2 separate regions of the Homo sapiens genome follow, and region 2 is linked to region 1. A link is a loop called in an ENCODE intact Hi-C map of the cell type or tissue named here. Cell type or tissue: CD4-positive, alpha-beta T cell. All regions are shown on one strand. Each heading gives the region's core, and the rest is flanking DNA. Links, peaks and the distances in the headings are about the cores only. Region 1 has its middle 44 kb from the start of MINDY4B. Region 2 has its middle 18 kb from the start of SERP1.

What was found. Hi-C counts contacts between places; a loop is a spot of excess contacts. Peaks named below come from ENCODE experiments on the same cell type or tissue, not always from the same donor. Only the 100,000 strongest peaks of a DNase experiment are listed, where the experiment ranks them.
Region 2: a loop joins it to region 1, with 27 times the contacts of the local background. A loop is called at or near these places in 25 of 110 quality-filtered maps.

What each region holds. Positions count from the first base shown.
Region 1 is chr3:150,853,050-150,869,123 of GRCh38, reverse strand. No RefSeq gene overlaps it. Among named protein-coding and RNA genes, the nearest start is that of MINDY4B, 44 kb to the left of the region's middle. In CD4-positive, alpha-beta T cell, for the core only: CTCF peaks have their summits at 3,458 and 3,662 (motif pointing right); a DNase peak (open chromatin) is centred at 3,613.
Region 2 is chr3:150,520,564-150,536,637 of GRCh38, reverse strand. No RefSeq gene overlaps it. Among named protein-coding and RNA genes, the nearest start is that of SERP1, 18 kb to the left of the region's middle. RefSeq lists a silencer at 1,950-2,069 and enhancers at 15,540-16,040, 16,041-16,074. In CD4-positive, alpha-beta T cell, for the core only: a CTCF peak has its summit at 7,915 (motif pointing left); a DNase peak (open chromatin) is centred at 7,967.

The sequences.
Region 1 (16,074 bases), core at 206-8,205:
CGGTGGCTCACGCCTGTAATCCCAGCACTTTGGAAGGCCGAGGTGGGCGGATCACGAGGTCAGGAGATCGAGACCATCCTGGCTAACACGGTGAAACCCCATCTCTACTAAAAATACAAAAAATTAGCCAGGCGAGGTGGCGGGCACCTGTAGTCCCAGTTACTCAAAAGGCTGAGGCAGGAGAATGGCGTGAACCCAGGAGGCGGAGCCTGCAGTGAGCCGAGATCACGCCACTGCACTCCAACCTGGGCGACAGCGAGACTCCGTCTCAAAAAAAATAAAATAAAATAAAATAAAAAAATAAAAATAACTGGAAGTTTCTCAGAGCCATTAGTTCACTTTTAAACTTTGTTTTGAGAAAAATGACTTTTTTTTCAGCTTCTCAAATACAAAGCAGAAGAAAGCTGTTTGCTTGAAGACGGGGATATTAATTTTTCTGACTAGTCATCTAAACTGACTGTGTCTTTAGTGGGAATGAACCCTTGAGGCGATGGCAACTATTTTCCTCTTTCAAATATCAACTTAGACTGGAACATTCCCCCGAATTATTGTTTGCTCTTAGACAAGATGTGTGAATCATTTTTCCAAGAACATTCTCACCAATGTCACAAGACCCGTAGGAGCAGGCCAGGTTGGGGGAGGCCTAAGATTCCCTTCACTTCACACTGTGGAAATAACCCTGAATAGCAACTGGCTGAGACTGGACCTGAGCTGTCCAGGCTGTGGGCACTCTTCAGCCACACCTGGGCCTGCATTTTCTGTTAATGGTTGTAATTCCCTTGTCAGGGCCTTAGAGACATAATCATTCATTCATTCATTCATTCAATGTTTTTTATTTTATTTTTATTTTTATTTTTGAGATGGAGTCTCACTCTGTCGCCCAGGCTGGAGTGCACTGGTGTGACCTTGGCTCACTGTAACCTCCACCTCCCGGGTTCAAGCGATTCTTGTGCCTCAGCCTCCCAAGTAGCTGGGACTACAGGTGCACACAACCACTCTGGCTAATTTGTTTGTATTTTTTGGTAGAAATTGGGTTTCACCATGTTGGCCAGGCTGGTCTTTAACTCATGACCTCAAGTGATCTGCCCGCTTGGCCTCCCGAAGTGCTGGGATTCAGGCATGAGCTACCATGCCTGGCCATTCAATGTTTTTTAACATGCCCTATGTGCCAGGCACTATGCTTGATGCTGGGGAAAATCAGCACAGCGAGCAAAATCAGATGTGGCACACCCTCTTTTCTTATGAAACTTAGGCTCTTCTGAGGAGATGGCAATTAATCAAAAAGCACTTTAATAAAGATAAACTTGAAAACTAAGGGAAGAGATTTTGGGTGCGTCAATCTTATAATAAAGAACTGAAAGAAAAGGAAAAGGCATGTCTGAGGAAGAGATGGTTAGCTGAAGTAAGAAGGCTGCATAGAGATAACAGGGTAAGGGGAAGAAGGGCAAGCAGATGTGAAGCCCTGTGGTGAATGCGCCTGAGGAACAGAAAAGCCTGTGGGGCTAAAGAGTGGTTGTGAAGCAGCTGGAGCAAAAGGTGGGGCCACCGCAAGGCAGTGTAGACTATAAGGTGTGAGAAACCTTGGAAAGGTTTTAAGTGGCCTGGTAAGATTTGCATTTTGAACACATGCCTCAGAGTAGAACATGGATTGGAGAGAGCCCCAAGTGCATGCAGAGACCAGTTAGGCATGCGGAGACTAGTTAGTTAGGCAGTGGTGTGGACAAGAGATGGTCAGAACAGAATGGAGGCAATTAAAGTAGACTGAAGTGGGCCTCTCAGGAGACACCTCTTGGTAGGTAAAATGGAGAAGGCTGAAATAGGTTGCATGGGGAGGGAGATGAGGAAGAAAGAAAGAAGGATCAAGGATGACTTCTAGGTTTCTGATTTGATAACTGGATGGAAGGTTGTACCTTCACAGAACTTGGAAACACTCAAAACATACCAGATTTTGAGGGCAAGAAATCACACATCTAGTCTTAGACATGAAACATTCAAGTGGAAAGGTAGATTAATGGATCAGAAATAAGGATCTGGAAATCAATGGAGAGGTTTGGACCAGAGAAATAAATACACCTGGGAGTCACTAAGGGTAAGTAACATGGTGGCCTGGGGTAAGACTGCCCAAGGAGAGTATGAAGCAAGAAGATAGCTGGGCCTAATGCTGAGCCCTTAGGAATTCTCGTGTCAGCAGTCAGGCAGTGTGCGAAGAGCCTGGAAAGCAGGCGCAGAAGAAATAGCCAGAGACAGAGGAGAAAAATGAGAATTGAACTGTGTCTAGAAACCATGCCCTGTAGGTAAGGGCAGGCATTTCTTCCATCAATCATCGTGGGAACAGGAAGGAGGACGCCTAAGGAGAGGGAAGAAAGGCTCTCCCCACCCTAATGCTGCTGCCAGAGCTGGGAGCCTTGCACAGGGCCTGGACCAACATTTAGGGAACACAGCCAAGTGACAGAGAACGGCAAGTTGTCAGAAGTCCAAGGGGCTTCTTAAAGCAGAGACACGATCAGGAGAAGTAACATTTTAGGTTTTCCTGCATTGTAATTCCTTTGTGTTTAAATTAAGATGTTAAACATTCTAGCCTGATATTCCCTGTGCTTTGTTTGGGAAATTAAGAGAGGGATCTGCTTCACATGTAGAGACACTTTCTAACACCTGGAGAAGCCAGTCTTGTGAAGGAAAGAGGTCTCCTGAGAAGCCCAGAGCAATAGAACAGGATAGAATGATGAGCTAAGGTGTGAGGAAAATGACGCCAGCAAAAAAGCGCAACAGAGAAAACCAAATCAGATTCAAGATGGCGGCAAGAAAAGCCCAGTCTCAAAAAAAAAAAAAAAAGGGAAAAAGAAGGGCTGGGCGCAGTGGCTCACACCTGTAATCCCAGCACTTTGGGAGGCTGAGGCGGGTGGATCATGAGGTCAGGAGTTCCAGACCAGCCTGGCCAAGATGGTGAAACCCCGTATCTGCTAAAAATACAAAAATTAGCCAGGCGTGGTGGTGGGCACCTGTAATCCCAGCTACTCGGGAGGCTGAGGCAGAGAATTGCTTGAACCCGGGAGGCGGAGGTTGCAGTGAGCCCAGAACGCACCACTGCACTCCAGCCTGGGCGACAGAGTGAGACTCCGTCTCGGAAAAAAAAAAAAAAAGAAAAAAGAAAAGCCCAGTCTCAGAGGATGCAATTCTAGGTGAGTTCGGAACTTAAGTGAGGAATTAAGATAAATCCATTTCCATCAGGCTTGATATTTATACAAAAATGCTTCCCGTAATCTGATGAAGATAAGTGGTAAATGCACTGAAAAAAACATATTTCGGCAAAAAAACAAAAAGTATTATTATGGGTTGTCAGGGGCTATCTGAATAAATGATACTTTTAGTCAATGACTATGTTAAAATCAACCAGAGAGGATCTAGTCTGAATGAATTTAACCTGTTATTTTCAGAATAGCCAGTTTAACTTTAACTCTTCCGAATGTATTCCTATCCCCTCTCCTTCCAAGAAGGACTTGGGGTGGCTGATAACTGGTAAACTTTCTGGAGAACTTGTATTGTGTTTTCTCCTAGTGATTGAATCCAACAATGCGTGCGCGCGTGCGCGCGCGCGCACACACACACACACACACACACACACACACACACTTTTTATTACTGTCCACAAGGTGGTGCTATGAGAGTGACTTTTTAAATTTCATAACCACATAACTAAAAGTAAACGTGGGCAATTTAATCACATGCATATATATAGGCACACACGCCTACAAACCTAAAATATTTATACAGATTGATGTAATGGGTATTTAGTTTTGGTGATACTTAGGATTGGTGTCACTAAGCATAGTGTATAGGATTGCTCTGACCTAGGAGTCATCCCCTCTTCCACTCCAATGCAGCAGCAAAACCTGTAAGTGGTATTAATAGCTCTGAAATAGCTCCATTTGCACTGCTGTCTCCATGATACAGGTACCACTATCTCTCACCTGGACTATTACAATAGCCGTCCGACTGCTCTCCTCACCTTCTCTCTTGTCCCCTTCCAATCCCTTTTCCACACAGCACCACACAGCAATCAATTATCTTTTAAAAAAAAAATTGAATCTTGATTATCTTTAAAAAATTCAAGCCTGATGAATTATGTTAGAGTAATCCATATTATGATCATTTCTATGCACTTAGGACAAAAATGCCAAAATCTTCACATGATTTACAAGAGCCTGCAAGGTTTAGCCCCTGCTTCATATCCTGCCAGACTCCTCTCATGCCACTCTCCTCTCACCACCATGCTCCACCCAAACCAAGCTTGTTCCCACTTCGGGGGCTTTTTCCTGCTGTTCCCACTGCCCACAACAATCTTTACCCCCATCTCCTGCTTCAGAACAGCTTAAAAACCACTTCTTTAGTAGCACCATCTCTGACACCATCCCCCATCTAAATTAGGTCTCCTGGTTCATCTCTCTTAGCACCTTGTTCTTTTCCTTTATATCACTCATTGAGTGTTATGGTTTGGCTGTGTCCCCACCCAAATCTCATCATGAATTATAGCTCCCATAATCCCCACATGTTGTGGGAGGGACCCGGCGGGAGGTAATTGAATCATGGGGGTGGGTTTTCCCATGCTGTTCTCGTGATAGTGAATAAGTCTCACAAAATCTGATGGTTTTTTTGGTTTATTTTTTGAGATGGAGTTTCACTCTTGTTTCCCAGGCTGGAGTGCAAAGGCATGATCTTGGCTCACGGCAACCTCTGCCTCCCGGGTTCAAGCGATTCTCCTGCCTCAGCCTCCTGAGTAGCTGGGATTACAGGCATGTGCCACCACACCCGGCTAAGTTTGTATTTTTAGTTGAGTTGGGGTTTCTCCATGTTGGTCAGGCTGGTCTCGAACTCCTGACCTCAAGTGATCTGCCTGCCTCGGTCTCCCAAAGTGCTGGGATTACAGGCATGAGCCAATGCACCCAGCCAATCTGATGGTTTTACAAAGGGCACTTCTGCACACGCTGTCTTGCCTGCTACCACCACATAAGATGTGTCATTTCCCCTCCTTTGCCTTATGCCATGATTGTGAGACCTCCTCAGACACGTGTAACTGAATCCATTATACCTCTTTTTCTTTATAAATTACTCAGACTCAGGTATTTCTTCATAGTAGTATGAAAATGGACTAATACACCCAGGTTTACAATTACATCCTTATTTGTATGCTTATGTGTTAAATACCTAACTATCCACTAGTCTAGTGGTTCTTAAACTTTTTTATCTCAGGACCCCTTTATGCACCTAAAAATTAAGGACGTCAAAGTACTTTGGTTTATCTGGGTCACACCTGTTAATATTTATCCTATTAGAAATTAAAACTGAAAAATTGTTAAGTATTTATCTATTTATTTAAAATAACAACAAAACCTATTATATATTTACCTGAAATAGTATTTTATGGAAAACAATTATATTTTCCAAGAAAAAAATAGTAAAAAGAGTGGCATTATTTTACATTTCTGTACATTTGTTTAATGGCCAGCTTAATATGAGACAGCTGTATTCTCATATCTGCCTCTGCAGTCAATCTGCTGTGATACATTGTTTAGGCTGAAATATATGAAGAAAAGTTGACTTCACATATATATTTAGTTGAAAAAGGGAGGAAGAATTTTAATAGCTTTGTGGCTATTCTTCTTTGATACTACACCAAAACTCTACAAGGGGTAATGTATTAAGGGTTAGTCGCAAAGTAGAACCTGAAACTGTATCAGTGAACTTTTCAAATCTGTTTCATTAAAATCCATTGGTGTATCTTACACTTTGAATGGATCTTCCCCATGCATTAGTCATTTGAAGTATATTGATTCAATGTATTATGAAAATTAAATCATCATATTTTATAATATCAAAAAACTCACAGTAGTTACTATCACCACCAATCACATCAGAAAAGCCTTTAAGTATTGGGAAGCTATCATTAAAATATGTTACACAACAGGTAAATAAAAATAAACTTCTTTCTGGGAAAAAAATCACATTCTGGTGTTTCTTCTTCTTGTTCCTCAGTTATCTCACCCAGTGGGTTTGCAGATTTTTTACCAGCAAAATCTAGTTTTCACATGAAATTTCATGTGGAATCCCAACATGTACAACAGATACACACAAAGCTGATGTGGATAAAGCAGAGTCGGGGCCCATGGTTCTGCCCACTTTATCTCCTTTCTCACTCATGGTGCTGCCTCAGATGCCTTCCTTGAATCTGTGCCTCCCTACAGAAACTATTTTTGAAAACCCCTGATAGTCCTGCCTGTGGAATTAGACTTATTTGGTAGCAGAAACCCGATTTGAATTGGCTTAAACAAAAAGAACATTAGTTGACTCACATAATTGACAAGTTTGGAGGTAGTCCTGCCTTTCCACACAGATGGACTGAGGAGTTCCAACATTGTCATTGGGGCCTGGTCTCTCTTCTGTCTCTGTTCTGCAGTTTGTCTTTTTCTAAGGCGAGTATCCATTCCTACCAGCAAGATGGCCATGTCTACTAGCCAAATCCTACACTTTCATTCTCTCTTCTCAGACTTCCCTGCAGAAAAAGCAATTCTCCCCCAACTATATTACCAAGGCTCTGAGTCACATGGCCATGTCTGCATCCATTTCTGTGGCCAGGGAAACATAATGTTCTGTTTGGCCAGTCTGTAGTCACCTCAGCATCCTGGAACTGGGGATGGATTTAGCTTTATCCAAATCATATTAACTGAGAGAGCAGAAGCAACATTTCCTTAAGGATAATCAGTGTGTTGTTACAAGAAAAGTGACCGGATATTGGGCTGACAAGAATGTTCACTTCAGCTACCTGGACCTCTGTGCCCTGATTAAGCTCTCCTCCTGCCCTCCCACCCCATGAAATATTTGACCACACCTCAATGTGAACACTCCTAGTCCTGCTTTGATTTTCCATGCCCAGTACTTTGGAGTTACACATAGATGATGATGATGCCTGCAAGGCAGAGCTAAGGCTGAGGCAGAGCCTGGAGCAGGCAGCAGGCAAGTGAGAGTCTAGTTGCAAGAGCCAAGACCCGAATCCCAAACCAGAAGCAGGCTGTAAGAGGCACAGGAGCGCATGCAAACAGAGGGCTAGGAAGCCAGCCAGGTGGAAACCATAGAGATGTCTGAAGCCACACATAGAAGTTCCTGGATTTGTGGTGCTGCCCCAGCTGGCTTGCAGACCCACTTGCTTTAAGATTGCTTGCTCCTACTATAGAAAATACCACAGCCTCAGGATTAAAATCAGACTCTGATTTTCTTAGAAATGTATCACAGAGCAGGAAAAAAAAAAAAGGGGGGGGGAATGCTCACCAGGCAGTGGCTAGGTGTCCACACAACCCCAGTTCCCTAACCCATTAACATCTCTCACATGGATACAATTTTAGACCTGAATAGAACTTAACACTCTGATATTTGTCTTGAAATTCTTGATACGTATGGGGGTAGGAAGGGTTGCACAATCTAGTGAAAGTGAATAGAGAAGAAATATTGTGGTCATAAATTAGCACATGTTGAAAGGCTATTTGTACCTATTTAAACTACCTGAAAGTGTGTGAGGGTTTTCCATTGTTCCACATTATTGCCTGCATCTTCGCTATTCTGGTGGGTATATTGTATTACATTGTGATACAATACATTGTGGCTTCAATTTGCATTTCTCTGGTGACTAATAAATTTGAGCACCTTTTCATATGTTTTTGGTCATTTTGCTCTCTTCTTTGTGAAAGTGTTTGTTCAGGTCGTGTGCTTGTTTTTCTATTGGACTTTTTTTTTTCCCTGCAGTTTCAAGATTTAATAGAATGAAAACAGAGCTCCCATACAAAGGGAGGGGACCCAAAGAGGGTAGCCATTGCCAGCTCGAATGCCTGGGTTTATATCCTGATCATTGTCCCTCCTGCTGTGCTCTCAGGCAATAGATGATTGGCTATTTCTTTACCTCCTGTTTTTGCCTAATTAGCATTTTAGTGCGCTCCCTTTACTACCTGATTGGTCAGGTGTGAGCTAAGTTGCAAGCCCTGTGTTTAAAGGTGGATGCAGTCACCTTCCCAGCTAGGCTTAGGGATTCTTAGTCGACCTAGGAAATCCAGCTAGTCCTGTCTCTCAGTACCCCCTCTCAACAGGAAAACCCAAGTGCTGTTGGGGAGGTTGGCCAATGACCACTCTAACTGCTTCCTGCTGAATTGGGGTATAATAGGGGTTGTGCAGTTGAGATTTCCTTGGGAGGGGTGCCTTCGATGTCATTAACATTGGAGCATGGGCTAGCAAGCCGGTCCAGGGGTCTGCGGTAGATCTTAGTCATGGACTGCATCTGGGGCTCCATTTGAAGAACGATTTGTAGTTTTACAGCTTTGATTCTGGAAGAGTCAAACTTAACAAGGACGTTAAAGATACAGGGATTGAAATGTATGACCTGCAGTGCAGGGGATTATTTCTTTGGCACACTTTACAGGCCCTGACTATCTGCCTGATAGTTTTGAAAAGGCCTGGCCCGGTAAATAATGATTTGGCCATCTGATGGGTGCTATCAATGCCTAAGTAAAAGGTTTGGGGAAGGGTTTTAAGTAATCTCCATTGGTTAGCTGCAGGCAAAAGTATTTTTCCTTCTTTGGTGGCTAGCCATCCTGAGGGGAGGAAACTATGTGCTCCTGAGGTTCCCCATTCTATTTCTTCTTCTGAGTACTGGGGCTTGGTTTTCCAGAGGGGATTACCTCATACTAGGGGTCCTTCTATAAGCATTTTTAATGGAGGGTCCTGTCTTGTGGCTCTTGTTGCTTCAATATCCACTTGGCGGTTCCCTTCTATTTCCCTTTCCTTTTCTTTCTGATGACCCTGGCAGTGTAAGACTGTCACCTCTTTAGATTTCTGTACCACCAATAATAATCTCCTAATGGCTTCCTGATATTTGATAGATGTTCCCTCAGAAGTTAGGAATTCCCTTTCTTTCCATATTGTTGTATGGGCATGTAGGCAAGCATACGTAGAGTCTGTATATATATTTACCCTTTTTCCTTCTCCTAATTCTAGTGCCCAAGTGAGGGCTATTAGTTCTGCCAGCTGAGCACTAGTTCCTGGAGTGAGAGAATTACTTTCAAGTATTCCATTATCACTGACCACTGTATACCCCGCTTTTCGAAGTTCTTTTTCTACAAAGGAACTTCCATCAGTATACAAGTTGAGGTCTGGATCAGTCAAGGGAATCTCTAGAAGGTCCCCTCGAGTGGTGTAGGTTTGAGCAATTACTTGTTGACAGTTATGTTCTATCTTTTCTTCATTGTCTGGAAGAAATGTGGCTGGGTTAAGAGTTGCACAAGTGCACAGTTGCAGCACTGGCCTTTCAAGTAATAGAGCCTGATATTTAAGTAAATGGTTGTCTGACAGCCACAAGTCTCCTTTAGCAGTGAGTATGCCGTTCACATCATGAGATGTCCACACAGTAACATCTCTTCCCTGTATTATTTTAACTGCTTCAGATACTAAGACTGCTACTGCCACCACTACCCATAAACAATGAGGCCAACCTTTTGCCACTACATTGATTTCCTTACTCAGGTATGCCACAGGTTGCAAGCTCATCCCTCAGACCTGTGTAAGGACCCCTAGAGCTATTCCTGTTTTTTTCTGTGACATATAAAGAAAAGTCTTGCCCCATTGGCAAGCTTAACACTGTGGCTTGGGTTAGGACCTTCTTTAGGGCCTAGAAAGCCGATTCTGCTTCAGGTGTCCATCTTACTAAATGAGTATTGGCTTTCTGAGTTTCCTTAATTAGTGTATATAATGGCTTGGCTATTTTGCCATACCTGGGAATCCATATTCAGCAGAAGCCTGTTATGCCAAAGAACCCTCTTAGTCGCGTTAGGGTTTCGGGATGAGGATAAGCCAGTATAGGCTGGATACATTCCTCACTGAGGGCCCTGGTACCTTTGGATAATTTTAGCCCTAAGTATTTAACCTGCTGTGAGCAGAGCTGAGCCTTTGGTTTGGAAACCACAGGTGGCAAGGAAATTTAAGAGCGCTCGGGTGGCTTGATGGCACAAGGTTTCTGAACAGGCGGCTAAAAGTAAATCATCCATGTACTGAAGGACAAGAGTGTCCTGGTATGAGAACTGGCTCAAGTCTTGGGCTAATGCCTGGCCAAATAGATGGGGGCTATCCCTGAACCCTTGGGGTAAAACAGTCCAGGTGAGTTGAGATATTGGGTTCGAAGGATCTTCAAAGGCAAATAAGAATTGAGAGTCAAGATGCACAGGGATGCAGGAAAAGGCATCCTTAAGGTCCAGGACTGTAAACCACTCTGCTTCCTCTGGTATTTGGGAAAGCAGAGTATAAGGGTTAGGTACAGCTGGGTATAGAGGAACAATGGCCTCATTGATAATCCTGAGATCTTGCACTAACCTCCACTGTCCATTGGGTTTCTGTACTCCTAAAATTGGAGTATTGCAGGAGCTATTGCATGGTTTTACCAGGCCTTAGGCTTTTAGTTCCTTAACAATTTTTTGGAGTCCTTGTTGGGCCTCAGGTCTAAGGGGGTACTGCCTTGGTAGAGAAAGGAGGCAGAATCCTTTAGTTTAATTTGAATGGGATGGCCATTCTTTGCTCGTCCATATTTTCCTTCTGTTGCCCAGACTTCAGGATTAATTCCTTCCTCAAGCAGGGGACAACAAACGGGTGTTCCTTCTCCTATGTTCAGGTGTATAATGGCTCCTGCTTTTGCTAGAATGTCTCTCCTTAACAAGGTAGTGGGGCTTTTAGGCATAGTTAGAAAAGCATGTGAAAAGAGTAAAGTTCCCCAGTCACAACTTAGTGGCTGGGAGAAGTATCTAGTGACTGGCTGTCCTAGGACCCCTCAGATAGTGACAGATCTGGAGGACAGTTGTCCGGAACAGGAGAGTAAAACTGAGAAGGCCGCACCAGTGTCCAGGAGACAGTTAACCTCGTGGCCCTCAATGGTCAAGCATACCCGGGGCTCCGTGAGGGCGATGGCATGGGCTGGCGCTTGCCCCGGGCACCCTCAGTCCTGCTGCTGGATCATCTGGTTAGTGGCTTCTGACTCAGAGGACCTTCATTCCCTGGGGCAGTGGGCCTTCCAGTGATTCCCTTGACATAAGGGTCATGGACAAGGGGGTGGCTTATTTCTATTTGGACAATCTTTTTTAAAGTGTCCTTGTAGACTGCACTGGAAGCAAGCCCTATTAGGCATTTGATTTGCCCAGCTTTTCCCTTTTCCAGAGCCTCCAAAGTCTGCTTGCCTGAGGGCCATGACTGAAGTGGTGGCCTTTTTTTTTATCCCGTTTGTCCCATTCCGCCTGCTCCTCCTGATCTCTATTATAAAAAACCGAGGTTGCCAAGTTCAGTAGGGTTTCTAAGTTTTGTTCTGGGCCTAAGGCAAACTTTTGAAGTTTTTTTCTAATGTCTGCAGCTGACTGAGTGATAAACTTATCCTTTAAGATTAGTTGGCCTTCAACAGAGTCAGGTGACAGACAGGTATGCTTTCTCAATGCCTCCCTTAGTCTCTCCAGAAAGGCAGTAGGATTTTCTTCCTTTCCCTGTGTTATAGTGGACATCATTGAGTAATTCATAGGCTTCTTCCTAGTTTTCCTTAGTCCTTCTAGCACGCAAGTTAGCAAATGTCTGCGGCACCAATCTCCATGTTCTGATTTTGTGTCCCAATGAGAGTCTACACTGGGAACTGCCTGCGTGCCTGTGGGGAATCGTTCTCTTTCCTCTGTTGTCATCCTACCATTGACCTGACTGAGATACCAGAGAATGCCAATCTCTCGGGCTGCAGTTACAGCGGCACTTTTCTCATTTGGGTTAGTGTCTGATTTAGCAGTAACATTATATATCTCCATGTCAGATCAAAGGATTGTCCTAACCCTTGTAGAACATCAGTATAGACGTCAGGGTTATCTGAGAATTTACCTAGGTCTCTTTTAATTTGCTTCAAGTCTGAGAGAGAAAAAGTTACATTCATTCTGGCTGGGCTGAATTTTCCTCCTCCCACTGCTTGGAGGGGGCATAATTGGGGAATATTGGTACTCTTTGATTCATTGTTTACCCCTTTGTCTATCTCTTTTTGGACCGTTTGGGTTGAAGTGGGGGGTCCTTATTAGTTGGGGAAGGAGTCGAGGGGATGCTGGGGTAGGGAGGTAGAGTCTGAGGGCTTCCTGTGGGGCATAAATCACACTTTTTACATAATTGCGAGTTGTCTCTTAATGAAAAGAAAGTTTGTACATATGGCACTTCACTCCATTTGCCTTCTTTTCTACAAAGGAGGTCTAGCTGTAAGATGGTGTTATAATTCATACTTCCCTCAGGAGGCCAGGTTTCTCACTCTTGAAGAGGATATCATGGCCAGGCGGTACTGCAGAAGAATATAAGTCATTTCTTTCTTAGCGTCTGAGGGTCAAATTGGACCCAATTCTCCAGAATACATCTTAGGGGCGTTTTTGCCTTGTGGGGAAAAAGAACATAGGGATGCCAGCACCCCTAGTCATTTTCCGATGAGCATTAGTCATAGAGTGTCCTCTATGGTCCTAATGCTTATTCCTTTCCAGGGTGCGTAACCACCCATGGACCTCTGCTTATCGGATTATTTACACTCACTGATGTAGCAGTCCTGCACCCCTTTTCCCACCTTTCTTGACCGCAAAGAAAGGGGTCCAGGCTACTGGATTCTAGTGCTCCTTTAACAGCGTGCCCAACATTGCCTTTGTGCTCAGGGGTGAGTTCTAGAGCTGGGCTGGGTTCCTGAGTATTTCCTAACAAACCAGCTGCCCCATCAAGATGCACTCCCATAAACAACAGTTCTTATGCAAATTCGTTTCAGAGAGGGTGTAGGTAACCTTTTGAGTCAGGATTGAGATAGTCTTTTTGATTTTGTAAGTACTTTAAGGCTTGGCTGAGTGCAAACATTTCGAAAGTTTGAGTAGACCAATTATTAGGCAATTCTCCTAATTCTGCTTGCACAAGAGTCTCCCTATCAATTATTGAATACCCATTGTGGTTTTTTCCTCAATCATCTGGGAGGAACCATCTATCATCCTGTCCTGAAGGGAGCTCTTCCTAGGTCTGGTCAGACCTTTGTATGGTAATTAAGATTTAAATCACCTGTAAGGAAATCTGCTGGGTTAAGGGAATTATCAGTGGTTAGTGTTATATTACCTTTTTCTAACAGACTAACCCTATACTTTAAGATTTTTGAGTTAGTAAGCTACCTTTTTGCTTTTTTTGGCTTAGAATAATTCTGAACTGGTGAGGTGTGCTCACATGAGGTTTCCTCTAAAAGTTACTTTTCTACTTTCTTCTGTTAGCAAAGCAGTTGCCGCTACAGATTGAATGCATTTGGGCCAGGGCCATCTGCGGGTTACTGGGTTAAGGATTTGTCATAGGAAGGCTACGGGTTGTCAGTGGTCTCAGTATTTTCAAGCTATGCCTTTGTTTACACTGACAACAAGGTAGTGTTGGAGTGTTATAGGCTCATGGAGAAGACCTTCAATTATCAATTATAGGTTTTAAATTTACCCTGGCTTTTAAAGGAATAGGGCACACTTTTTTTTTTTTTTTTTTTTTTTTTTACTATTTCTATATTTCTCTCTCTTTGACTCCCTCTTTTTCTCTCTGTCTCTCTTCTCTGTCTCTCTCTCTCCTCTCTGTCTCTCTCTCTTAGCCATTACAAACTTGGGGCAGGTATACAGCCCATGTTGAGAGCTGTATACCTAAATTGGGAGGGACACCAGGGATAAGACTCCCTGGGTTTATAGCCTAGATGCCTAAGGACACAGTGTAGAGCTTCCTTAGATCCCTTTGGAGTTACAACTTGCTAGAGGAAAGGAAAGTCTGAACCATTAGTACCTAGGAGGCAGGGATCAGAGGAAGTAGATTCAGAGGTAAGGAGAATTTTGGGACTACACTTTCAAGAAAGTCATGGTCAGGACCCAGGAGGTATGGGTCAGAAGGAAAGGTAGGAGCGCCCGCATGGGCGACTGTTGAGTAGAGACTTCTGGCTGCGCCATGATCTCAACCAGCTAATGCCGGGAGTTTGGGATGACTGCTTTCTGCCTCTAGTCGGCCCTTGGCTTCCCCAGGAAAACTGAAAGTGGAAGCTGGCTCCAGGCAGACCAATGTTCCCAACTCAGAAGGGTTGGGGATTGTTAGAAAGCCCTTCCCCAGATAGCTTCACACATGAGTCTTAAGTCTGGCGGCCATGCTAATTGTTTTTAACTGGCTGACAGGTCCCTGGTATTTTCCTCCAATTCTAAGGAAGGATAGGACAGAAGAGCAAGTGAAAGTGGTCCAATATTACTCACCACTTTGGAGGTCCCTTTGTGGTTGCCAAAATGTTACTGGGGGGTCCTTGCTCCCAGAGCTCCCAAGATGGTGGTGGGCTGCTTCCAAAATGGCGGTGGGCTGCTTACAAGATGGCAGCAAGCCTCGTGTTCTCTGACCTGGGGTTCTTGGCCTCACGGATTCCAAGGAATGGAATCTTGGGCCATGTGGTGAGCATTATAGCTCTACTAGAAGCCGTGGGTCACGGAAGAGAACCGTAGAACCCAGTGACTAGTGTTCAGCTCAATTAGGACGAACCCGGGCACTTAGCCGTGCAGGAACAATGGCAAGCCTTTAGCCCAATTGGGAGCAGCAATGGGCCCCTCACTGGGTCAGGAGCACAGCGGACACCCTGCCAGATCCAGAGGGATGGAAGTCAGCGGCAGGTCTGTGACAGCAGCAAACAGCAGTAGCAGACGGTGAGCAAAAGCTCAGCTTGAACCATAACAAACATGGACCAGAAGAGAGTTGCAAGATTTAATAGAGTGAAAACAGAGCTCCCATACAAAGGGAGGGGACCCAAAAAGGGTAGCCCCCCCCCTTTTTTTTTGTTTCAATAGAGATAGGGCCTCACTATGTTGCCCAGACTGGATTCAAACTCCTAGGCTGAAGCAATCTCCTCCTGTCTCAGTCTCTGTCTTGTCTTTTTGTTATTGATTTGTAAGAGTTATTTGCTTATTCTGATATAAATACATATATTGCAAATATCTTCCTCCACTCTGTGGACTTTTCACTTTGTTAATGGCATCTTTTGAAAAACAGATGTCCTTATTTCCATGTAAATTTGTGCAACCTCTTTGAAAAACTGCTGAATATATACATTCTGTGACCCAGCAATTCCACTCCTAGGCTGAATCTACCTGGCCGAAATGCATATTTATGCTTACTAAAAGACAGGTTTAAGTATGTATATGGCAACACTACTCTCAAAAGCCAAAAACTGGAAACATCTCAAATGTCCATAAGTAGTAAAACATATAAACAAAAACTAGAATTCCACATAATAGAATACTATACAGCAATGAGAATGCATGAACTGTTGCTACATGCAACAACATGGATGGATCTTACAAACAAAATACAAAGGGTAAGAAGCTAGACAAGAAGTAGCACATGCTATATGGTGCCATTTATATATAATCCAAAAAAATGCAAAACTAATTTCTGGTGATAAGGGTCAGGAGAGTGATTACCTTTGGGGATAATGACTAGGAGAGGTACAAAGCACTTTGTGAGGTGCTAGTAATGTTACATTTCTAAGTCTGGGTGCTGGCTACATAGTTGTGTTCACTTTGCAAAAATTAATCAAAAGGATACATTTAAAATTTGTTATTTCTATATGTATTCTAGTTAGTAAAAAGATTTTCCTGAAATAGGGTGTTTGGATCAATTAGATGGCATTGTGGATCCAGAAATAAGCACTAAAATTTATGGTCAGTTTACTTCAGAGAAATAAGCCAAGACACTTCAATGGGGAAAGAATAGTCTTTTCTTCAAATGGCGGCGGACAACTGGATATTCGCATGCGAAAGAATCAAGTTGGACCCCTACCTCGCACCGTACACAAAATCTAACTCAAAGTGTATCATAGACTTAAAGGTAAAAGCTAAAACTATAAAATCCTTAGAAGAAAATACAGGAATAAATCTTTGTAATTTGAGATTAGGCAATGATTTCTTAGATATAATACCAAAAACATAAGCAATAAAAAAGAAGATTGGTAAGTTAGATTTAATCAAA
Region 2 (16,074 bases), core at 3,018-11,017, 340 kb after region 1:
CCTTTACTCCAATTCCCCTAATATTAACATCTTATTATATCCATGGTATATTTTTCAAAACCAAGAAATTAACAGTACAGCAATAATAGTTTAACTAACTTAGGACTGTATTTGGATTTCACCAATATTCCACTAATGACCCTTTTCTGTTTCTGGATTCCCTCAAAGTTACCACACTTCAATGTAGCCTTCAGTCTTTTTGTTTGTTTGTTTGTTTGTTTTTGTTTTTTGGGGTTTTTTTTAGAGTGTCTCTTTCTGTCACCCAGGCTGGAGTACGGTGGTGCGATCATTGCTCACTGCAGCCTAAAACTCCTGGCCTCAAGTGATCCTCCTGCCTCGGTGTCCCAAAGTGCTGGGATTACAGGCATGAGCCACTGCACCTGGCCCTCTTTTTTGTTTGTTTGTTTTTTAGTAATGAGCAAATTGTGCCTCATATCAGATATCAGATAAAAATTCAGTATGCTAGATTTTTAAATATTTTAATTATAAAAAGTTCAAATATACATGAAATAACATGAGATGTCTACATGTCATTATCAATATGCCACAGTTGTTAAAATTTTGCCATATTTGCTTCAAATCTCTTTTTAAAAATATAAACAAAATGTTACAGGTAGGATGAAAATACCCCTTATTTGCCCCCTAAAGTCAATGTAGGCTATTTACATATTTTTCTGATACTTTTAGAATACATGTATACATTTATAAATAAAACATACCCTTGTACACTTTTAAGATTTAAAGAGGTGGTATCAAACTGTACATTGTCGTATGAAACTTTACACTCAACATCATTTTGAGGTTTCTTCAGTGGATCTGTTTCATTCATTTGAATTGCTTTATAGAGTATACTTTTTATAGATAAGCCACATTTGTTTATCTAACTTCCTTATGAGGGATACTGAAGTTGTTTCCACTTGTTCCCACTTGTTTGCAATGTGGGTTGTAATGAATATGGGTGTTTATATTAATATATTTTCTCCTTGTTTAACTGTATACAGAATTTCTCTAGTCTGGAATTTGGAATGTCTGGGCATGAGGTACATACATCTTCAAATGTATGAGGTATGGTGAAATAGGTTTTCATTTATGTCTTTAATTTTATGTTTGTATCCCTTTAAAAAAAAGCTTTTTTAAAGAGACAGAGTCTTGCTTTGTCACCCAGGCATGTTTAGTGGAGTAGCTCACTGAAGCCTCAAACTGCTGGGCTCAAGTGGTCCTCCTGCGTAAGCCTCCTGAATAGCTAGGACTACAGGTACTCGTCACCATGGCTGGCTAATTGTTTGTACTTCGTTGTAGAGACAGGGTGTCACTATGTTGACCAGGCTGGTCTCAAACTCCTGGGCTCAAGTGATCTTCCCACCTCGGCCTCCCAAAGTGCTGGGATTACAAACAGCCCCTTTGCCCAGCCTTCCTTCCTGTCTTTCAACAATGTTTTGTAGTTTTCAGAATATAAGTTTTGTTCTTGTTAAATTTATTTCTAAGTACATTATTCTTTTTGATTCCATTGTAAGTGGAATTTTTTCCTTAATTTTATTTTCTTTTTGCTCACTGCTACTGTATAGACATTCAGTTGTTTTTGTATATTGATCTTGTACCCTGCAACCTTGTAGAGCTCATTTACTAGTGCTAATAGTTGTTTAGTGAATTAGGATTTTCCACACACAAGATTGATCTGCAAATAGAGATAGTTTTACTTCTTTCCTTTCCAGTCTGAATGCCTTTTCTTTCATTTACTTGTCTAATTACCCTGGTCAGAATTAGCCTCCAGTACAATATTGAATAGACGTGGCAACAGTGGGCTGGGTGCGGTAGCTCACGCCGGTAATCCCAGCACTTTGGGAAGTCAAGGTAGGTGGATCACCTGAGGTCCGGAGCTCAAGACCAGCCTGGCCAACATGGTGAAACCCCGTCTCTACAAAACATACAAAAATTAGCCGGGCATGGTGGTGCACACCTGTAATCCCAGCTACTTGGGAGGCTGAGAGGAGAATTGATTGTACCTGGGAGGCAGAGGTTGCAGTGACCGGAGATCTTGCCACTGCACTCCAGCCTGGGCAAAAAAAAAAAAAAAAAAAAAAAAGCAGCAACAGTAGACATCTTTGTTTTCTTCTGGATCTTAACAAGAACAAGAAAACATTCAGTTGTTTACCATGAAGTATGATGTTAGTTGTGAGTTTTTTGAAGATGCCCTTTTTCAGGTAGAGATTTTGGTTTGCTAGTATCTCTGTAGAATTTTTACATTTATGTTCGTAAGAGATCTTGGTGTAGTTTTCATTTCTTGTTGTGTAGGTTTTGTTATCAGGGTAATACTGGCTTCGTAGAATAAGTCGGGAGTTGTTCTCTTCGGTTTCCTGGAAAAGCTTGTGAAGAATTGGCATGAATTCTTTGTATGTTTTGTAGAATTCACCAATAAAGCCATCTGGGCCTAGGCTTTTCTTTGTGGATAGTTGTTTTGTTACAAATTCAATTTCTTTTTTTCCCCACCTTTAGACAGGGTCTTCCTCTGTAACCTAGGCTGGAGTGCAGTGGCACGATCATGACTCACTGCAGCCTTGACCTCCTGGGCTCAAGCAATCCTCCTATCTCAGCCTCCCAAGTACCTGGGACTACAAGTGTATGTCACCACGCCCAGCTAATTATTTACTTTTTGTTTTGTAGAGATGGGGCCTCGCTATATTGCCCACACTGGTCTCAAACTCTTGGGCTCAAGTGATCCTCCCACCTCAGACTCCCAAAGTGCTGGAGTTACAGGTGTGAGCCACTGTGCCCACCCACAAATTCAATTTCTTTACTTGTTAGAGGTCTGTTCAGATTTTTTGTTTCTTCTTGATTCAGTGTTAGTAGTTTGTGTCTTTTTAGAAATTTGTTCATTTTGTCTGTTATCTGCTTGGCATACAGTTGTTCACAATATTCCTTTATAATCATTATTATTTTGTAACATTAATGGTAACATTTCCTCTTTCATTTGAGCCTTCTCTCTTTTTCTCGGTTAATCTAGCTAAAGGTTTGTCAACTTTGTTGCTCTTTTAAAAGAACCAACTTTCAGGTTTATTAATTCTCTCTATTGTTTTTCTGTACTCAATTTCTTCAATTTCTGCTCTATAGCCCTTGGTATTCTTGACTTGCCTGTGCTGGCATGGAACCTTTGCTATATGAATGGGCTGGAGTGATGGGGATTGGACCCAGTATTCTCAGTAGATTCTGTATCCCACGAGTGGGGGCTGGGTAGAAGAAGGGGGCTCCCACCTTTCGGCTACACCACCCAGAACTTAGCCTTTGCAACAGGTAGCTGGGAAAGGAGGAGAAATGGAGACATGCTGCCCTGATGGGAAGATACTGCAGCCCTCTAGATGGGAGGTGAGGGCAGAGGGAGCCCTGTGTTCTTGGCTGTGTCTACCTGGAGTAGGGTTCCCATCACTCTGAATATGGAAGGGGAAGGAAATTGGTCATGACTCAAATGCCATAGACTCTTACCATTCCTAACTAGTTTTAGTAGGTTTTCTTTTCTTTTCTTTTCTTTTCTTTTTGAGATGGAGTCTCACTCAGTCACCCAGGCTGGAGTGCAAGTGGCATCATCTTGGTTCACTGCAACCTCCTCCTCCTGGGTTCAAGTGATTCTCCTGCCTCAGCCTCCCGAGTAGCTGGGACTATAGGAATGCACCACCTCGCCCAGCTAATTTTTGTATTTTTTAGTAGAGATGGGGTTCCCCCATGTTGGCCAAGCTGGTCTTGAACTCCTGACTTCTCAGGTGATCTGCCTGCCTCGGCCTTCCAAAGTGCTGGGATTACAGGCATGAGTCACAATGCCCGGCCAGTTTTAGTAGGTTTTCTCGAATAAATGTTTCTTCATTTGCTGTATGGCCTTAAGACCATTTCTAGAGAATTTAAATTTTGTTTTTTAATGATTTTCACCAGTTTCATTGTGGAGTGGGTCCATGGAGGTCCTCAGGTTGCCATGCCAGAAAGAGAATCTTAGTGGTTGCTTTTATATTTTTAATTCAGTTTAGTAACTATATATTATATTTTCTTGGTTTTAATATCAAATCTATTAAACTAGGTATATTCAGAGAAATCTAGTTCTTATTTCTTGTTTTCTTTCTTTGAGACAGGGTCTTACTCTGTTGCCCTGGGTGGAGTGCAGTGGCATGATCACAGCTCACTACAGGCAGCTTCTACCTCTTGGGCTCATGTGATCCTCCCACCTCAGCCTCTTGGGTAGCTGGGATTATAGATGTGTGCCACCATGCCGGGCTAATTTTTTGTAATTTTTTTGTGTGTGCTGAGATGGGGTTTCACCATGTTGCCAGGTTGGTCTCCAACTCCTGGGCTCAAGCGAACTGTCCACCTCAGCCTCCCAAATTGCTGGGATTACAGGTGTGAACCACTGTGCCTGCCTTCAGTTCCTATTCTTGTTCTTTCTACTTTCTTGTCTCTTCCTATTGATAAGGTTACAATATTTTGTGAGATTAATATGGCATAACATTCACCCTTTTAAAGTGTACATTTCAGTGGTTTTTAGTATATTTTACAAAGCTATGCAACATCATTACTACCAAATTTCAGAATACTTCATTTCCCCAGAAATAAACTTTGTATCTATCACTCCCTTCCCCATACCTATTGATGTTCATTGCTCCTCCCCCTTCCCCTAACCTCTAGCAACCACAGAATCTACTTTCTCTCTAGATTTGCCTACTCTGGACTTTTCATATAAATGGAATAATACAGTATGTGACCTTTTGTGATTGACTTCTTTTACTTAACATAATGTTTTCAAGGCTCATTCATTTTAGAGCATGAATCAGTACTTCATTCTTTTTGATATGTTTCCCCATTCATCAGTTGATGGACATGTGGATTGTTTCCATTTGGGGGCTATTATGAATAATGTTGCCATGAACATTCATGTACAAGTTTTTGTGTTGGACATATGTGATTTCTTTTTTCTCTTGGGTATGTACCTAGGGGAACAATTCTTGGGTTTTAGATAACCTTTTTAAAAAAGGCTTTCTTTTACGCTTTTATTAAGAGATGGATAATAGAGATATGGATATATAAATATTCACTTTCTTAGATAAATGGTAGGATTGCACAGATACCCTTTTCTTTATCTTGCTTTCTCCACTTAAAATATATCCTGGAAACCAAAAGCAAAAAATATATATCCTAGGCATCAGCCCATGTAAGTGTATAGAGATATTCCTCACTTCTTTTTATAGCTCCATGATCAGGATGTGCCATGATTTATTCAACCAGTCACTATTCATAGACATTAGTTTTACAGTCTCTTGCCATTACAAATAGAACTGAAATAAATTACCTTATGTATTATATCTTTTCATATTTGTGCAAGTGTGTTTTTAGGATAAATTCTTGGAAGTAAGATTTCTGAGCCAAAGGATAAATGCAGTTCAGTATTATCAAATTCCCTTCCATTGAGGTTATTCTGTTCTATATTCCCTTCAGCAATGTATCAGAGTGACGGTATCCCTATGTGGTTACTTTTTATAATGTACTATATATGATTAAAAATAATAGGCCGGGAGTGGTGGCTCATGCCTGTCATCCCAGCACTTTGGGAGGCCGAGATGGGTGGATCACGAGATCAGGAGATCGAGACCATACTGGCCAAAATGATGAAACCCCGTCTCTACCAAAAATACAAAAATTAGGTGGGCGTGGTGGTGCGTGCCTGTAATCCCAGCTACTCGGGAGGCTGAGGCAGGAGAATCGCTTGAATCCAGGAGGCAGAGGTTGTAGTGAGCTGAGATCGCACCACTGCACTCCAGCCTGGCGACAGAGCAAGACTCCATCTCAAAATAATAATAATAATAATAATAATAATAATAATTTAAAAAGTGTATTCTCTAGTTTTTGGTGCCAGTTCTGTGTTTGTTTCTTTGTTCAAGTTGTTAATTATGTTGTTTACATCTAGATTCTTATCAGTTTTTTACTTTTTGATAGAGGTTTATGGACTTGTAAATTTCTTCCAATATTTCTGTATATTTTTCTTTAAATATTTTGAGGCTCTGTTAAGTATATTCAAATTTAGAGATATCTGTCTGATAGATTGTTTCTTTTTCATTATGTAACATCCATCCGAATCTCTAATAGTGCTTTTTCACTTACAGTCTATTATATTTGATATTACGGTTACATATAATCTTTAGTATATATATATATATATAGATATATGCACACACACAGATATGTATATACTCAAATACATAGTTGGCCCTCCATATCTGTGTGCATCTGTGAATTCAACCCTCCAAAGATTGAAAATATTCAGAACAAAATTCCATAAAGTTTCAAAAGGCAAAACTTGAACTTGCCATGCCTAGTACTGTGTTGAATTTACATGAATGAAATGATATGTAGGCATTGTGTTAGATGTTGTAAGTTATCTAAAGATGATTTAAAGTATATGGGAGAATGCCATATACTTTATTATATATTCAATATATATATATTGAATATATATCAGGTTATATTCAAATATTGTGCCATTTTATATAAGGGACTTGAGCATCCACAGATTTTTGTATTTGCCAGGGTCCTGGAACCAATCTATGGATACCTAGGGCAACTGTATACATTCAAACATACTGAACAATACATATTCAAATATATATTTATATATTCAAATAATATGTGTAATAAATATATGTATTCACCTTTCTTTTGGATGCAGTTTGCATCCAAAAGTATTTTTTTCTGCTCGTTTATGTTCAATCTCTCTATGTCCTTGCGTTTTAAGTATCTAGTATAAACATGTGGATTATAATTATGTTTTTATGTAGTTTGAAAATACTGTTTAATTCATCTGCATATATTAAAATTAGTAATGTTTTGGATTTATTTTTACTCTCATATTTATTGCCTTTCTGATTACTGTACGTTTTAGTTTTTATTATTTTGCTTACTTTTAACTTCTTTCTGTTGGATTGATTGGGATTTGGGATTTCCAGCATGGCATATTCTTTTTTCTTTCTTTCTTTTTTTCTTTTGAGACAGAGTCTTGCTCTGTCGCCCAGGCTGGAGTGCAGTGGCACAATCTCGGCTCACAGAAACCTCTGCCTCCTGGGTTCAAGCAATTCTTGTGCCTCAGCCTCTCAAGTAGCTGGGATTACAGGCATGCGCCACCATGCCAGGCTAATTTTTGTATTTTTGTAGAGACAGGGTTTCGCCATGTTGGCCAGGCTGGTCTCGAACTCATGACCTCAAGTGATCCACCCACCTCAGCCTCCTGAAGTGCTGGGATTACAGGTGTGAGCCACCATGCCCGGCAACATTTTATTTACTGTAGTGTTTACCTGTGGCTCTTCTATTTCAGAAACTGGTGGTGATTAAGTTGTATTTCTTTCCTCTCTCCCACTTTAGGGATAATTTGAGAAAGGCTTAATTTGTAGAAATTAATATGAAATTGTTTTTTCATTTAGAAATCATAATTTATACTTACATAAAGTACAGAAAACTGTAGCTTACCATGTAGCTTTTGGGGGGAAAACGACATTTTTATCATAATCTTTTGTACTGTAAAAATAATATATGTAATGCTTACTATCAAAAGATAGACTCTTTTGAATAACCCCATTATTGGGAAATACACGCCAAAATATTTAGGGGTAAAGACCCATGAGGTATATAACTTACCCGCAAATAGTTCAGGAAAATAATTATATCCAGAGAGAAAGAGAGAGAAAATAATGAAGTGAATGGTATAAAATGTTGAATAGGTAAATCTGGTAAAGGGTAAATATGGCTGTTTTTGGTAGTTTAAAAAATTTTTTTGCAACATTTTATAACTTTGAAATTATTTCCAAATAAAAAGTTTTAAACTCCATATTTAGCAAAGGATTACAAAAACCTCTTCTTTGTGAAATTTTTCAATCACATTATATTTTAAAAAGTGAATAAATGTTAGTATTTTTATAATGATTGGGTGCCCCCCAGTGTTCAATTTCCACAACTACTAATCTTACAAATTCAAACCCAACTTCCTACAGCTGTATTTAGAAATGCCTTTTTGTTGATTTTTTTTTTGTGGTGACAACGTAAGATTGTTGTTTTTTCTTGAGACACAGTCTTGCTCTGTAACATAAGGTTACGAGAAGAATGTGTATAATGTCAACATTTGTAAAAAAGAAAAATAGCCACAAGCTACTAAAATATGAAACCAGACCCATGCATTATGATATGAAATGCAGATTTCTGCCTCCCCTAGGACCTTAATCAGTACACAAACTAGTTAAAACTGGGGGTTTATACATAGTCCATGATAATTATAGGGCATAGAATTATTCAAAACATCCATTTACTGGAGGTGGAAGTGGTCACAGCAGGAAAACTAGCAACGCATTTTCTCCTTTTTTCTCTAAACAACAGATGTTATTGTCTTTCATCCAAATAAATTCCTTACGACAAAAGAACAAGTAGGTTTAACATTTGTCTTAAGGTAAATCAGTATCATAAGTTGTGAAAGAAACATACAATTTTAAAACAAACATCAAAAATCAGTCTGCTTTAACAAACTTCACTCATTCTGATGATCTAGTCTTCTTCCTGGATTGTGGCTATCATCCAAATTGTGCAGCAATTCTCTGAAAAACTGGAATGTAAAATGTTGAGTTCAGTTTAAATATCCCCGGTGTCTTCATCATTTCCAGTGTCATTGACTGGATTTAGGCATGCTCTCCTGGAACAGACGTAACCTGCTTTTGACAGTGGTTTGACCTGGAAGCTCAACTTGGACCTTTAGATGTCCAGCTTTATTTGTAATGTAATGTAAAATTATGTAACTTTGTTGTCTAGTAGTCTTGCAAGCCCAGCCATATAATGTCCGAAGTCTTTATCCAAACTTTTTCTTTCAATTTCTTTTGACCAACAAAACATGTTGTTTCGGTCGGGTGCGGTGGCTCATGCCTGTAATCCCAGCACTCTGGGAGGCAGAGGCAGGCAGACCACCTGAGGTCAGGAGCTCGAGACCAGCCTGGCCGAGACAGGAGACTCGCTTGAACCTGGGAGGTGGAGGTTGCAGTGAGCTGAGATTGTGCCATTGCACTCCAGCCTGGGTGACAAGAGTGAAACTCCATCTCAAACAAACAAACAAACAAACAAACAAAACAATGTTGTTTCTAACTGTCCATTTGCCAACATGTAGATTATCTGAGCTTACTGGTCCATTCTCCTTCTCAGATTCATTCTCATTTCAGATTCATTCTTGTTCTTACCACCATACCTATTTTTACCTTTGTTCTTGGGCAGAGCTGGGTGGAGGGCTGGGTCTCTATCTCCCTCTGTGGTGTGTGGGCACAGCAGTTACAGGAGGCCTGATACTGCGTATGGGAGAACGCTGGCGCATTTGGGAGAGCGTCCATTTGAGATTTCCTTATGATATTCTCCCCTCTGTGTTTTTCATAGTTACACGCTCTATCTCTATTCTCTCAAAAACACCTTTTAAACATAATCAGGTATATTTGATGAAGTCTAAAATGAATCTTTATTTCTACTTTCTTCTTGAACAAAGACTGTAAAATACTTTGATTTCAATTATCTCTTCCATATTTTACATTAATGTCATCTAGTATTTTTGCCCAAATTAGCTATTATTATTGTTTTTTATAAGCATGTGCTTTTTTTGTTTTTAAGTTGCTTATCATTCCTTCTTGCATCTCATTCTTTCTGGATTCCATTTTCTTTTTCCTGAAGTACATTCCTTAGTGTTCTTTCAGCAACTATCAATGACAAGTTCTTTCATCTCTTCGCATGAAAATGTTTTAATTTGCCTTCTCTCTTGAATGAGTTGGGTATTCACTTCTAGGTTGACAATAATTTTCCCTCAGCCATGAGATGTTATTCTATTTATTTATCTATAGACAGGGTCTCACTCTGCCGCCCAGGCTGGAGTGCGGTGGCGTGATTGTGGCTCACTGCAGCCTCAACCTCCCTGGACTCAGTGATCCTCCCACCTCAGCCTTCCTAATAGCTGGGACTACAGGTGCATGCCACCACATTCGGCTAATTTTTGTATTTTTTGTAGAGATGGGATTTCATCCTGTTGCCCAGGCTGGTCTCAAGTCACCATGGTCGCTGATCAGATTATTTCCTGGCGTCTCTATTATTGCTGTTACAAAGTCAGTTATCAGTTTTATTGTCCTTTTTTTTTTTTTTTTTTTTTTTTTTTTGAGACAGAGTCTTGCTCTGTTTCCAAGGCTGGAGTGTAGTGGCACAATCACAGCTCACTGCAGCCTCAACCCCCCTGGACTCAGTGATCCTCCCACCTTAGCCTCCTGAGTAGCTGGGACTACAAGTGTGTGCCACCACACCCTGCTCATTTTTGTGTTTTTAGAAGAGATGGGGTTTCACCATGTTGGCCAGGCTGGTCTTGAACTTGTGACCTCAAGTGATCTGCCCATCTCAGCCTCCCAAAGTGCTGGGATTACAGGTGTGAGCCACTGTGCCTAGCCAGTTTATTGTCCTTCTTTGTAATATATATTTTTTCTCAGCATCTTTAAAATGTATTAAAAGACTTTATCTTTGACTTTGGTGTTTTGAAGTTTCACTAAGTTACGTGGGACAGTAGGTCTATTTTACTTTTCTAACTTTGTGAACATAGTGATCTTTGAATCTGGGGTTTATGTCTTTCACCAAGGCTAGAAACTTTTCTGCCCTTTATCTCTTCAAATTTCTTCGTTTTTATTTCTTTGTTTTATTTTATTTTTCAGAGACAAAGTCTTTCTCTGTTGCTCTGGCTGGAGTGTATTGGCACCATCAGGGCTAACTGTAGCCTTGACCTCCCAGGCTCAGGCCATCCTCCCACCTTAGCCTCTCAAATAGCTAGGACTACAGGCTTGTGCCACCACTCCCGGTTAATTTTTAAATTTTTTTTTTGTCGAATTGGGAGTCTCATTATGTTGTCCAGGCTGGTCTTGAAGTCCTGGCCTCAAGTGATCCACAGATGCAAGCCACTGTGTGCCTAGCTCATCTCTTCAAATTTCTCTCTCTTTCCTTCCAGAATTCTCTTCTTTCCCTCCAGAATTCCTATTAAAATATGTTTAAACTTCTCGTGTTGTCTTTATGTTTCCTAATCTCTTCATTGCAATCCCTTCTTTTTATCTCTCAGCAATATTTTGGGTCATTTTCTCATCTGCCTCCTAGCTTGATAATGATCTCTTTAGTTTGGTCTAATGGGTTGTTTTGCTCGTCTTTTGTGGCTTTGAAGTTCCGATAATTCCTTTTCACTTCTAAAATTTCTTTCTTTTTTTTTTTTTTTTGAGACAGGATCTTGCTTTGTTGCCCAGGCTGGAGTGCAGTGGCACAGTCTCGGCTTACTGCAACCTCCTCCTCTCAGGTTCAAGCAATTCTCCTCCATCAGCTTCCCGAATAGCTGGGATTACAGGTGCCCGCCACCACGCCTGGCTAATTTTTGTATTTTTAGTAGAGACGGAGTTTTTCCATGTTGGCCAGGCTGGTCTCAAACTCCTGACCTCAAGTGATCCACCCACCTTGGCCTCCCAAAGTGCTGGTATTACAGGTGTGAACCATCATGCCCGGCTAACTTCTAAAATTTCTATTTGATTCCTTTTAAGATTTTTTCTGCAATCTTCCTTGTTTTTTAAATAAGGTCTTATTTTCTTTGGGTTTTCTTTTTCTTTTTTAATTATTTTTTTTAATTTGGCTTTCTTCATACCAGAGGTTGTGATTTTTTTAAAAACATGTTTTTAATAATTTTAAACATAATTATTTTATTTTCTTCCAGTTTTTTTTTATTGTCTCAAGTTTTGGTACTTGTGTTTACTGACTCTCACTTATGGTGGAATAATTCATTGCTTTAACAATTTTCTACAGTAGCCCATCTTTAGTGGGGGCTGTGTTTTCCTTGAAAATTGTCAGTGGCTTGAGTTGTAGAAATATTCTTTCATAAACGGGCATTGGCTTTGCAAAGAGCCATGGGACCCAAGGATATTGCTAATCTCACATTATTTTATGTTAATTTTTCAGCCGAGGTTTGGGGGTTAAAGTTCTTGGATTCTAAAATTTTTACACCGGACTGGGTGCGGTGGCTCACGCCTGTAATCCCAACACTTTGGAAGGCTTAGGTGGGTGGATCACCTGAGGTCAGGAGTTTGAGACCAGCTGGGCCAAAATGGAGAAACCCCGTCTCTACTAAAAATACAAAAATTAGCCGGGTGTGGTGGCCGGCACCTGTAATCCCAGCTACTCGGGGGGCTGAGTCAGGAGAATCACTTGAACCCGGGAGGAAGAGGTTGCAGTGAGCTGAGATTGTGCCACTGCACTCCAGCCTGGGCAACAGAGCAAGACTCTGTCTCAAATAATAATAATAATAACAATAATTTTACACCAGATCTGAGTTGAGGTAATTAGGCCCAAAGTTTTAAAATTCAAATAAATAAATACGTTTTATTTTCTGGACTCCAAAGTCCAGAAAAGAGGAAGATAAGCTTCCTAAGCATCTTTCTGACTTGGTAGTAGATACATTTCATGCTGGTCCACTTTTTAACTCAAAGATCTCAATTTATTCACCTTCACCTCCCTAACCTTTGTGGATTCAAGAGTTTATCTCTAGTCCCTTTGTAGCTTCTAGGACAGCCACAGGATTATCTGCTGTGCTCAGTTTTCCATTCCTTCTTCACTCTGGCACTTGGAGATTCTCCTTTATAACTTGTGAGTTTAGCTACTCAAGAGAATTATTGTTGTATTTTATTTAGCAATTCTTTGAACGTAGGGGTAGATTTTCCCAGTCCTCTTATTGAAATTGGAAGGCTTGACCTTGTTAAAGGATGATTTTCACTTTTTTTTTTTTTTGAGACAGGCAGGAATGCAGTGGCACACTCTGTCACAGTGGCACTGCTCTGTCACTCAGGCAGGAATGCAGTGGCACAATCACGGCTCACTGCAGCCCTGACCTCCAAGCAATTCTCCCCCTTCAGCCTCTTGAGTAGCTGGGACTACAGGCATGTGCCATCACATCTGGCTAATTTTTTATTTTTATTTCTATTTTTATTTTTTGTAGAGATGAAATTACCCCCAAAGGATGAAATTACCCCCAAAGGGAAAGTGGACCACCTACTTTGAGTCCCTGCCCCCTTATCCTTCCTCGCTGGCTCCCAACTTGGCTTCCTATGCAGGACTTATTTGTTCTGGCTGTTAGATCTGTTCTCAGACAACAAATTCTACCTCAATCCTTCACTTTTCACCTGAGTCTTTCAGAACATCATTGGTGATGTTCAGTCACAGGGAGACTGAGAGTTTGTACGAGGGGAAAAATTTTTTTTTTAAAAAGTGAAATTAACACAGAGAATTCACTATGTTGTCCAGGCTGGTCTCAAACTCCTGGGCTCAAGTGATCCTCCCGCCTTGGCCTCCCAAAGTGCTGGAATTATAGGCACGAGTCACTGTGCCTGGCTAAGGATGATTTTCACAGAGGGGTAAAATTATGACTCTATACAGATATAAAATGAACATGTGTTAAAGATTTTATTTAAGTCATTATAAATGAAGAAATAGTAAGATGTTAAACAATGAGTTCAAAGGAGAAGTCAAAGAAGCACAAATTTATGTGGAGCAAAGCAATACTGAAATGAATTTACAAATGGATGGAGAAACTGACTTTTTCAACAGGGGGCAGAAAATTGGATCTCTAACAAAATGTCTTTGTAAACAACACTAACTTTGCATTGTTATCACTTATTGACAATTTACAGAGTTGTAAAATAATTCAAAAGCAATGGAAAGGTACAATCAGATAACCTGAAAGGTGGGTTCTAAATAGTGCTTAGTTTTCCATTTGAGATACCCAATAATCTTTTTTGCTATTTCCAAATGTTCTAACCTTGGATTTTATAGGAATTTTTCCGAGAAGACTTTGTTATATTTTTTACCTTCATAGTGAAAGAAAACAGTATTTTTTCCTCTATCTTTTGCTCAGTTGATAGAGCCAAACTTTGGAGTAGGAGTCAGGGATAAAGCAAAGGAACTATAGTCAGGTACTGTATAGTAATGTTTTGGTCAACATTTGACCACATATATGACGGTGCTCCTATAAAATTATAATGAAATTGAAAAATTCCTATTTCCTAGTGACATCATAGCTGTCATAAGCCATCGTAATGTCATAATGCAATGCTTTAACTTTTCTATGTTTATATATATTTAGATAAACAAATACTTACCATTGTGTTACAATTGCCTGCCACATTCAGTACAGCAACATGCTGTATGGGTTTATAGCCTAGAAGCAATAGGCTATACCATGTAGCCTAAGTGTGTAGTAAGCTATGTTATCTAGGTTTAGTACAGCATAAGATGTTTACATAATGGTGAAATTGTGACGTATTTCTCAGATGTTCCTGTTAAGTGACACCTGACTGCACTTTAACATCATTCTTCCCATTTTCTCCAGAAACTTCTGAGAAACTCTAAGGGGCCATTAAATGAACACTTGATTCTAGCCACTGTCAGGGAGTTACCTATTAGGTGCTTTATCTATTTATGGAAGAATTGGTGATGGGCAGTAGGGGGCTATTGTTGATTTCTGGAATATGCACAGAGTATAAATATTTTAAGGTTCTGGGAACAGAAAATCCATTCTTCATTGACCTATGCCAAACAGCTCCCTGTGAAATGCATTTTGGAAACCACTGCAGAAACTTGAAAGATGAAGTTACATTCAGGATTTTCATCTAGATTTCAAGGTTGGGCCTTATCACTTTTGTTTCTAGGAAGGAAGATTCAGCAGATTTTGCTCCTATATTATCAGAGTTCTGAAAACACTTTGAGGACACCTCTGTATGCCCAGTCCAGGGAACTCTAAAGGCATTAGAGGGATAACATGTTTTGAGATGGGATAAAAGGCAAGAGAGATGACCTCTTCCTCTAGCAGTGGGCGAGCAGCTGGCTCTGCTTTTCACTGATTTTATGGCTTTGTCTGTGAAGGAACAGCAGTGTTCCACAGAGAGGCGCTTGACTGAGACAGTTGCTGTTACTGAGCAGAAGAGAGCCAGGGGGTGCAGTAAGATGTGGAAAGCATTGTTTCCTCTAAATGTGGGAAGAAATGAAAAACTTACAGGGGAGAAAAGACTGTAGTATACTTAAAAAAGAATACTTAAGTAGAATCTGAGGAGTGGATAATAGGTTGAAGGATATGTGCATATTATAATCAGTGTCATGTAGTTCCTGTAAATTAATTTCATAAAGCTTATATGGAAACAAGGTGACTTGGTAACATGGAAATCAATAATAAGTGAGAAGGGCAGGACATAAAATATGTGTACTGATATATACATACTAAAATGGGAAAAGAATATGAAAATATTAGCTTGGTGGATTTTTTTGTGATAGGGTTATGTGGGTGTTTTTTAAAAATGTAAAATATATTTGTTTGTTTGCTTGTTTTGAGACAAGGTCTCTGTTGCCCAGGCTGTAATGCAGTGGTGTGATCAGCTCACTGTAGCCTCTACCTCCCCAGCTCAAGCAATTTTCCCACTTCAGCCTTCGGAGTAGCTGGGACTACAGGTACCAGCCACCACACCTAAGTAATTGTTTAACTTTTTGTAGAGATGGAGTCTTGCTAAATTTCCTAGGCTAAATTGTTTCTATTTTGATTACTGTGTCCATAAAAATAATTTGATAATTTTAAAAAGCGAAACTAAAGAGGAAAAACATGTGTTTGCTTATTGCTGTAATTATTAGTTGCAAGCTTTCACATTTTACCTTTATGTATAACCCTGAAGTGTATTAAATAATATATGGTGTCAAATTACTTAGGTAATGGTAGGAAGCACCTACTATCCTGTGGCAAGATAATTTTTAGACTTGTTATTTGTGTTCTCTCCAAATTTCGGTTCCGTAGGGCTTTCAGGAATGTTGCAAGATTCAAAGAAGAAGCAACCACAATTCAAACGTTCTCCCGACCTCTTGTAAAAGCCGGAGAAGCGAGGAAACCCGGCATTGTTGAGGGTGGGAGAGCGGAGCTGCCAGCTGCTGGTCCCCTGGAGCTGGGGGTGGCGCGGCCGGGGTTTGGGGCGACCCTTTGGAGGAGATCGCCGG